3 separate regions of the Homo sapiens genome follow, and all the other regions are linked to region 2. Evidence: chromatin contacts called from ENCODE Hi-C or POLR2A ChIA-PET data. All regions are on one chromosome and are shown on one strand. The core of a region is the stretch at or near the end of the contact, and the rest is flanking DNA. Distances in the headings are between cores, read along the strand shown. Region 1 has its middle 13 kb from the start of LINC01745. Region 2 holds the start of MAP10 (microtubule associated protein 10). Region 3 has its middle 50 kb from the start of NTPCR.

Region 1 (2,700 bases), core at 54-2,553, 100 kb before region 2:
TTGTTGCGTAAATGGAGTCTTGTGGAGCTAAATGGAACTGCAGTGGTATTCCCATGTAACTGATGGAGGAATAGACACTTAGGGATTTCAGTCATTTGCCCAAAGGTATGCAGCCAGTAAATGGCAGAAGAAACTAGGGTTCATAGCTGGGAGCCAGTGCTACCTGGCAGAACGTCTTCTCTTGGTAAGGCTAACTTGTCAGGACCATCTGACTTTAAAGACCTGAGGTTTTCGCCAGGCGTGGTGGCTCATGCCTGTAACCTCAGCACTTTGGGAGGCCAAGGCAGGCGAATCACCTGAGGTCAGGAGTTTGAGACCAGCCTGACCAACATGGAGAAACTCCATCTCTACTAAAAATACAAAATTAGCTGGGCATGGTGACGCATGGCTGTAATCCTAGCTACTCAGGAGGCTGAGGCAGTAGAATCGCTTGAACCTGGGAGGCAGAGGTTGTGATGAGCCGAGGTCATACCATTGCACTCTAGCCTGGGCGACAGGAGCAAAACTCTGTCGCGCAAAAAAAAAAAAAAAAAAATAGATCTGAGGTTCAGACAGGTGCCCAATTACCTACCAGGCTGGAGCTTCAGAGAGCTAGTGATCAGTCAGGGAAACCTGACCTTGAGAGAGTGGGGGTACCAAGGTAAAGGCAGGACTAGCCAGAGGTCTCACTGAGTAATTCATAGTGAAGCCCACCATAGGGGCACCAGGTTGGATGAAAGGTAGAAATCAAGTAAATTTGGCCACCAGAGTGAGAAGGATTCCATGGTAGCACTTCCCACTGCTGAAAGCCTGGCGAACACTTCCTGTTGCCTTATCTGGCTTTATGGTAGTCGTTTTCCTCTCCCTATTTAGAAGACATCCCAGTCTTATCCTTCTGGGCCATTCATGCTTGGCTAAGTTTCCAGCCCTGTGTCCCCTAGTGACACCTGTGTCTTGGCATGACACAAAGAGCCAATATGTATTAAAACAGCTCTGTTAGTAACCTGTATGGTGTTTAAGGAGCCAAGTGAAATCAGAACTAATAGTATTATCTGTCTGCTTAGTGCATAAATGTAATGGCATAATCTCATACAAGGAGCAAACAGAGACAGACAGAAAAACATCAGTTTAAAGGAGTCTTGTTTGACCTGTATGTAGTGTGCAACAGCTTCCTGGGTGTTCATGTTGCTGGGTTCAAGTCTCCAAAATAGTCAGCAGGCAGAAAGTCTCCTCTGTTTGATAACAGTCCCAGATCTGTCAGTTCGGTTGCCAACCCTAATTTGTAAATTCTCTTCTGTAAAGATTGCACAATTGTGCTCATTTTCTGTTGACTGTGGGCTGGCTAATGGCTGCTAATGAGTCAGCTGCTAAGTGACTCAGCACTGCATCAATAAAACAGATCCCTTCGTCCCTGAATCTGCTGGATGAAAATGATGTCTTCCTTTGTCAATGTGTCCCTTTTGGCCCCTGCTGAGAACTCATGACCTGATGTATTGTGTAAAGCGTCCCATCCTTAAAGAGCCCACTCTATCAACTCAATGAAAACCAAGAGGAATATTCCAAGTTTTTGGTGTTTTTCTATTCTGGTTTTTGTTTTCCTCACTGCAGAATGTTCACACTTGCATTCTTTCTAGTAAACTAGAAAGTCTCATCTTTCTTCTCGTGTAAGGTGTGCTATTGTTGATGGCACTCTATGGGCTCTGGGTGACTGAAGGTGTGTTAGAATAGATGGGTAAGAGGAAGAGACAATGGCCAGCCTTTGGTGAATCAGGGTCTGGTTTATGCCCAGACGCACAGTTGGCACTAGCAGTAAGACAGAAAATCTGGAAAAACTGAACAATCAGCTAGCCTTGGGGTATCTTTCACAATGTAATGGGTACTCAGCAACATAAGTGTCCTAACTGGCCGCCTCTCAAAGAAAACTAATACTGCATACACAAATATAAATTGGCAACAGCTTAAACACAAGTGCTGTACGTATCACAAATAAGATGTTTCACATAATAAAAGGTATTCTCTAGAGAGGGCCCTTTTCAATAATGTCAAACATCATTTGAAGTGTTCACATATTTCTCAGGATCCATCGGGAACAGGAAATGGGAACAGAGGAAACAGGAGCAGAGGACTCAAAGGAGGCATCAAGTTCTACCTCCAGAATTAGAACAGAAAAGAGAAAGGAAAGCTGCAAACCCAGTCAATCCTGGCTGTGCATGCATCAGAACCACACCAGCCTTCCACGTCTGAGATCCCGAGACAAGCTGCCTCTGAACCAGTAAGAGCCTCTTGCTCCTTCCTTCTGAGGAGCTACCCGGTGCCTGAGTACTGACTACATACTCTCCAGAGGCAAGTGTGTCTTCAGACTTTCCACCTTCATAGGCACAGTCCAGACCTAGTCGTCTTATTACTTCTTTGTTATGGGGCACTTTGAAATATAGAACCACGCCTTTATGTTCTAGGACACTGGTCTCTCCCCATTCCCTCTATGTTAGAACAGCACTATTGGTGCTGTGACATAGGTCACCCCCTCTCATGGACTTACACACTCCCTTTTCCATTTCTTTCATTCCATTCAAGAAATTTTGAAACAAGTGATTTCTAATTAAAATATTCACCTACTTTAATAATTTCATAATAGTAACAAATGACTTGTTAAACATTCCAATGTGTTGCAATATGGATGTGGAGAACTGCTCTTCTGGAAAAAACAATGAAGCTCGGAGA
Region 2 (2,700 bases), core at 140-2,639:
AGTCCTGACCATGTGCAGGTCATAATTATCTGCCTCTTAGACCACTGCAGTAGTCTTCTAATAGATTGCTCTGAATCCAATTTCTAATTAGTAGAATCCATCCTTTGTATTCCTCCCCATGATACATTTCCAAATATTGCTATGATGTACTTATTCAATCAAAAAAATTTGGACAGAATATAGTCCAAATTCTTTACCATGGCATTCAAGGCTCTCCAAAAACTGGCCTTGGATTCCTAGCTGGCTAGCTCATTGAGGTTAGGAGTATGTTTCTTAAAATATCTGGATAGAGCAGCAAGTTCTGTGTGTCTCTGTAGATGTGTGTATATTTATGTACACACATTTGTTTTATTGATGGAATCATTAACATTACTCTCATGCATCATGATTGCTTAGCTGGAAATGTTGTCAAATAAAAAACAGGGCCAGACAGTAGTTGAAGTGGCAAAAACACTGTAGTCAGGAACTACTGCAATAAGAGAAAAGAGACCTCAATACAGAGCTGGGCTCAATTCCAATTACAGCATGGACAAGTGGGGATTTAAAGCCAAGGGGGCGTCAGGTCAAGTGGATGGAAACTTACTGATAGGGAACATCACGGGTGGGAGGGTTCTGATTAAGCAGGCCTAATAGGATTCTTGCTGAAGCCAGGCCAGGGTGGTCAGATACCAATGATAGAAAATGAAGAATTTGATCAGGTATCGACGGTAATCAGGTATGAAGGGTTGGGGGTTCTCTCTCAACAGCCGTAGCGAGACCTTTGCTACAACTCGGTGATCCAGGGTCCACAGGATTGGAAGCCAAGGTCAAGGCCTAGTCGGAAAGAAGGCTTAGATGAGCCTGACCAAAGTTCAGCCAAGGAGAGTTTTTGCCAGTGTATTCACACTCCGTGTGTGTGTGGTGTGTCTGTCTCAGTACTACTGTAATTGATGAGGCAGGGGCTCCCTGGCCATCCCAGCAGTGTCACCATCTTTTGGGTAGAACAGCAGACACAGAGATGGCCCACTGTGGACAGTTAACTAACTGGCTCTGTTTAGCATGGGAAAGGAAGGAGAGTCCTGATTTTCTTTCAATATTCCTCAGGTATATTGATCTGACCCCCAAGTTACATAAGATCTGCAGTGATAAAACCATTACCCAAAAAACTCACTGTCTTTTACCACTTATATCCTCAGCATTATCATCAATTGTCTTAATACAAGGTTGGTGGCAAAAAACGGCTCACAAGTATGCATACAAAGGGGCCAAACACATTGAGCAGCAAAACCCCCAAAGCAGACACCGCCCGAGACCCGCTGGAGCGCTTCCGCAAATCTCGCGAGATAGCAGGCAGCGATGCCTTTTGCTCCGGTTTCTCGTGAGACCCCGGGGCTTCAGCTTCTCGTTTGCGGAGCCCGCGGCGGCGTTTCCTGGGGCAACAGCAATGGCGGCCTCGCTGTCCGAGCGGCTCTTCTCGCTGGAGCTGCTGGTGGACTGGGTGCGTTTGGAAGCCCGGCTGCTGCCGTCCCCCGCTGCCGCAGTGGAGCAGGAGGAGGAAGAGGAGGAAAAGGAGCAGGGGGAGGCCTCGTCGCCGCGCGGTCTGTGCCCCGCCGTGGCCTTCCGCCTGCTGGACTTCCCCACGCTGTTGGTTTACCCTCCTGACGGCCCCGGCGCTCCCGCCGCCGAACCGTGGCCCGGTGTCATCCGCTTCGGTCGCGGCAAGTCCTGCCTCTTCCGCCTGCAGCCTGCTACCCTGCACTGCCGGCTCCTGCGGACCCCGCTTGCCACCTTGCTGCTGCAGCTGCCCCCTGGGCGCCCGACGCCCACCCCACAGCTCCTGGGGGCCTGCGACATTTCGCTGGCCACCGCAGCGCACAGGGTCGTGGGGCCGGCCGCCTCCGGATGCTCCCACCGTCACCGGGGACGTTTCCCCCTGCATAATCGAGTGGGCGAGCGGACTGGGGACATTGCACTGGCCTACCGCCTGACTGACCTGGGAAGCCGCCTGCTGAGCCAACTTGAGCGGCCCCTCACCTTCACCCGCACAGGAGGAGGAGCGGAGGTCAGTCCCCAAACCCAGCAGGAAAGACAGCAGCTGCAGCAGCCAGCCTCACAGCCAAGCCCAAAAGAGGCTGATAAGCCGCTGGGGGAGTTAGAAATCCCAGAGGCACAGAAGGATTTGAAGGAAATGGTTAAAAGTAAGGCCGAATGTGATAATGTGGGTTCTGTGGAGAATGGCAAAACCAATTCTGTTGTTACATGTTCAGGTGCTGGCAATGGGAGAAATGTTAGCTCCCTAAATGAGGAAGTCACAGAATTGGACATGGAGACCAATATATTTTGCCCTCCTCCTTTGTATTACACTAACTTGACCCAAGAAAAACCGCCCCCTGCACAGGCTAAAATCACCATTGAGCCTCAAATGAATGCACCTGAGGAAATGGATGATGCTTCTCCTGAAAAAAAGCGTGTAAATCCCCCAGCACACAGGAGTTGTCTAAAGCATCCAAGTTCTGCAGCACACGAACATCCTCCAATGCTTGTAAATCCTCCACATATTCAGAATATAGGAGCAACTAATCAAACATGTCAAACTGAACAAAATCGAATTAATACAATAAGGCAGTTGCCTTTGTTAAATGCTTTGTTAGTTGAGTTGTCCTTGTTATATGACCAACCTGTGACAAGTCCTGCTCATATACATCCTCACCTAGCCTGGTT
Region 3 (2,700 bases), core at 71-2,570, 96 kb after region 2:
TGACACTTACATGACAAAGAGCTATGCATTTGCTAGTACATGGCTGTAAGTTACGGAGCATTCAACTACCAAACTTAACTAAAAAGGATGATATTCATCTCACACAACCAGGTGTCTGGGGGTCTAAAGTCCAGGGCTGGTGGAATGGCTCAGGAGAGAGATCAAGGACTCAGGTTCTTTCTAAATTCCTTTTCTAAAGAACTTTCTTCCTCATGCTGCTCCTCTGGGCTTTGTGTCTGAGTTCCAGGCAGGTAGAAGGCAGACAAGACCAATCCTTCTGAATAAGGCTTTGTTATTTTCTCCAGAGGAGAAGAAACTTCAGCTTGTATCTCATTGGTCAGAATCTGTCACATGGTCATCCCCAGCTGCAAGGAAGGATGGGAAGGCTGTTCTCCTTGCTCCTCCATTATGGTGGAGGAAGGCAAGGGAATGGGCCATGGCATGTGAAAAGCCATTCTGCACTGCATCTCCCAAGCCAGGAACAACATTTCTGTCAAAGCCCTTTTGAGGAGTGTCTTTGAAGCATTTAGCCCAGTACCTGGAACATAGAAAGCACATAAATGTTGCTATTATTCATGCCACAGGGCAGACGACCCAAAAACACGGACTTGGCTAGCTGGACCTAGGGACTTGTCAACTAAATGTACCAGATTTTCAAGGTCGGTCATAATTTAAGTCATTTATTTTCTGAACATGCATTAGATAATGAGCCGTGATTTAGGGTTCAGAAAATCTGATTAACATACCAAGAAATAATTCTGGTGGCAAGAGCTGAAGTAAAAGTTGTTTGATATGGTTTTCAGGGAATCAACATATAAGCCTGGGAAATGCAAGAAATAGATCCGTGAGGCATTTCTATACAGAAATGCAGCAGCATAATAACTGTGCTCTGAAAAACAAACAAACAAACAAAACAGAGTTTAAATCTCTTGGGGAAATCTAGGCTTTATGGAATGACTAGGGCGTTTTTCCTTTGCCCGGTAAAAATTATAGAGAGGAAAAAGGGTTTTCTTACAGAACTTAACATCAATTTACAGGAGCTAGGATTCAGAACTCTCCACTCCCCTCCAGCCTGGAGGAGACTGAATCTGTGCCCCAGGCATGCATATTAGGAGCCATTTAGAATGCAGCCCCTGAGGGGTTAGGGCGCTCACTACAATTATTTCTGGAAACTGAGCCAGGGGTGAAGTTCCTGGAGCTGCCTCCCTGAGGTCTAGCCCACCCCATTTCGTGGTTGGAAAGCAAGAAGGAAGCAGGGATAGGTAATGTTTCTATCACCCATCTACAAATAGTGTGAGCTGCCAGCCTTGCTATGCGTAGTACATGAACTTCAAAGGAGAGGACACGGGCCGCAGAAACTGGCACCGAGGCTTGGCGTTCTGGGAATCTCTGTGTGAAGGCGAAGTCGCTGCTAAACTTAGAAATTTGATCTATTTCCTTATTTGCGACAGTGTCCTTTTTAGTTCCCTGTGGAATTCCAGGTCTGCCCTGCTAATTCTAGAAAGCTAAGGGAGGGCTAGGAGGAGGTCATATAATTGATACATAATGCACAGGTACTAATTGAAGATCAAACTCACAGGATGTTAAGGCATATTTCATTGTATGGGCCAGCCAAGTGTCACAGCCCAAGGCTTCAGCAAAGTGGGAGAGCCGTTTTCAAGTGCTCTGACCTAGAATCTGCTCTCTTTCTGTCAAATGCCAGAGCAGGCCATGTCACTTTCTCAACTGTTAAAACTATGCAAAGAGAAAGAATGCACAGAACGAAAGCAGGAAGCCAAGTCCTGATAATAAGCACCTGCAGCTTTCACTTTAGGGAGATGCACCGAGAAAGGCAAATCCTCTTAAATGGCAGGATTGCACTGACTTTACACTGCTAATTTAGGAATAGAAGTCACCAGCGTCTGCCCTTCCTAGGGTCCTTCAAGCCAGCTCAGCCCATCCATTATAATCTGCATGCCTCTAATGGTGAAGTAGGGGCTGCAACATGTCACTTAAAAATACCACAGCCCCCACACCCCTCTCTCTGGAAAATATAGGAAAATATCATTTCAGTGCCTACTTGCAGGGACAGGTTTGTCCCAGAGAACACAGAGAAGATTCACTGGGACACAGGCCCGGGTTGAGGAGAAATAGGATCTTGAAAGGACTGGACTGGACTTTCTCACTTCTTGCTTGAGGTCTCAGTGATTCCTCAGCAAGGAGGGAAGGCTGAGCCTGCTAGCTGTCCTTGTCTATTTTAGCCTGGCCTATATGGCTACCCATGTAACCGCCCAACGGGCTCACTTTGCCCACTGCCTGGACATAGCCGATTTATCAAGACAGATGAATTGCATAGAGACAGAGTAATTCACACAGAGCTGGCTGTATGGGAGACGGGAGTTTTATTATTACTCATATCAGTCTCCCTGAGCATTCGGGGATTGGCGGTTTCAAGAATAACTTGGTGGGTAGGGGGCAACCAGTGGGTAAGGAGTGCTGACTGGTCAGGTCAGAGATGAAATCATAGGTAGTCGAAGCTGTCTTACACTGAGTCAGTTCCTGGGAGGGTCCCACAAGATCAGATGAGCCCGTTTATTGACCTGGGTGGTGCCAGCTGATCCCCCAAGTGCAGGATCTGCAAAGTATCTCAAGCACTGATCTGAGGCTTTACAATAGTGATGTTATCCCCAGGAACAATTTGAGAAGGGTCAGAATCTTGTA

Evidence for each region. A loop is a pair of places that touch in the nucleus more often than their neighbours do. ChIA-PET counts read pairs that join two places held with the same protein, here RNA polymerase II (POLR2A). Pooled maps may share reads with other maps.
Region 1: a loop to region 2 is called in a map of dorsolateral prefrontal cortex, with 3 times the contacts of the local background. The contact joins the enhancer-like site here to the promoter of MAP10 in region 2. A Hi-C loop is called at or near these places in 1 of 168 maps with a recorded cell type or tissue (dorsolateral prefrontal cortex) and 2 of 50 pooled maps. POLR2A ChIA-PET finds 5 or more read pairs at or near these places in 1 of 52 experiments (MCF 10A).
Region 3: a pooled map shows a loop between it and region 2 (2.4-fold over the local background). The contact joins the enhancer-like site here to the promoter of MAP10 in region 2. A Hi-C loop is called at or near these places in 1 of 168 maps with a recorded cell type or tissue (cardiac septum) and 8 of 50 pooled maps. POLR2A ChIA-PET finds 5 or more read pairs at or near these places in 2 of 52 experiments (CD4-positive, alpha-beta T cell and PC-3).

Annotation. Positions count from the first base shown.
Region 1 is chr1:232,703,633-232,706,332 of GRCh38, forward strand. No RefSeq gene overlaps it. Among named protein-coding and RNA genes, the nearest start is that of LINC01745, 13 kb to the right of the region's middle. Within about 2 kb of position 1,304, at least 9 of the 41 ENCODE cell types and tissues checked have a DNase peak (open chromatin) inside an H3K27ac peak, as active enhancers do; they include dorsolateral prefrontal cortex, where a contact is called at or near this core.
Region 2 is chr1:232,804,027-232,806,726 of GRCh38, forward strand. It overlaps MAP10 (microtubule associated protein 10), which reads left to right and starts at 1,390. Exons shown (of 1, transcript NM_019090.3): 1 at 1,390-2,700. The coding sequence starts at 1,424. RefSeq lists enhancers at 1,185-1,782, 1,494-1,573, 1,783-2,379.
Region 3 is chr1:232,899,676-232,902,375 of GRCh38, forward strand. It overlaps a transcript of LOC101927711 not described here. Among named protein-coding and RNA genes, the nearest start is that of NTPCR, 50 kb to the right of the region's middle. Within about 2 kb of position 1,321, at least 6 of the 41 ENCODE cell types and tissues checked have a DNase peak (open chromatin) inside an H3K27ac peak, as active enhancers do.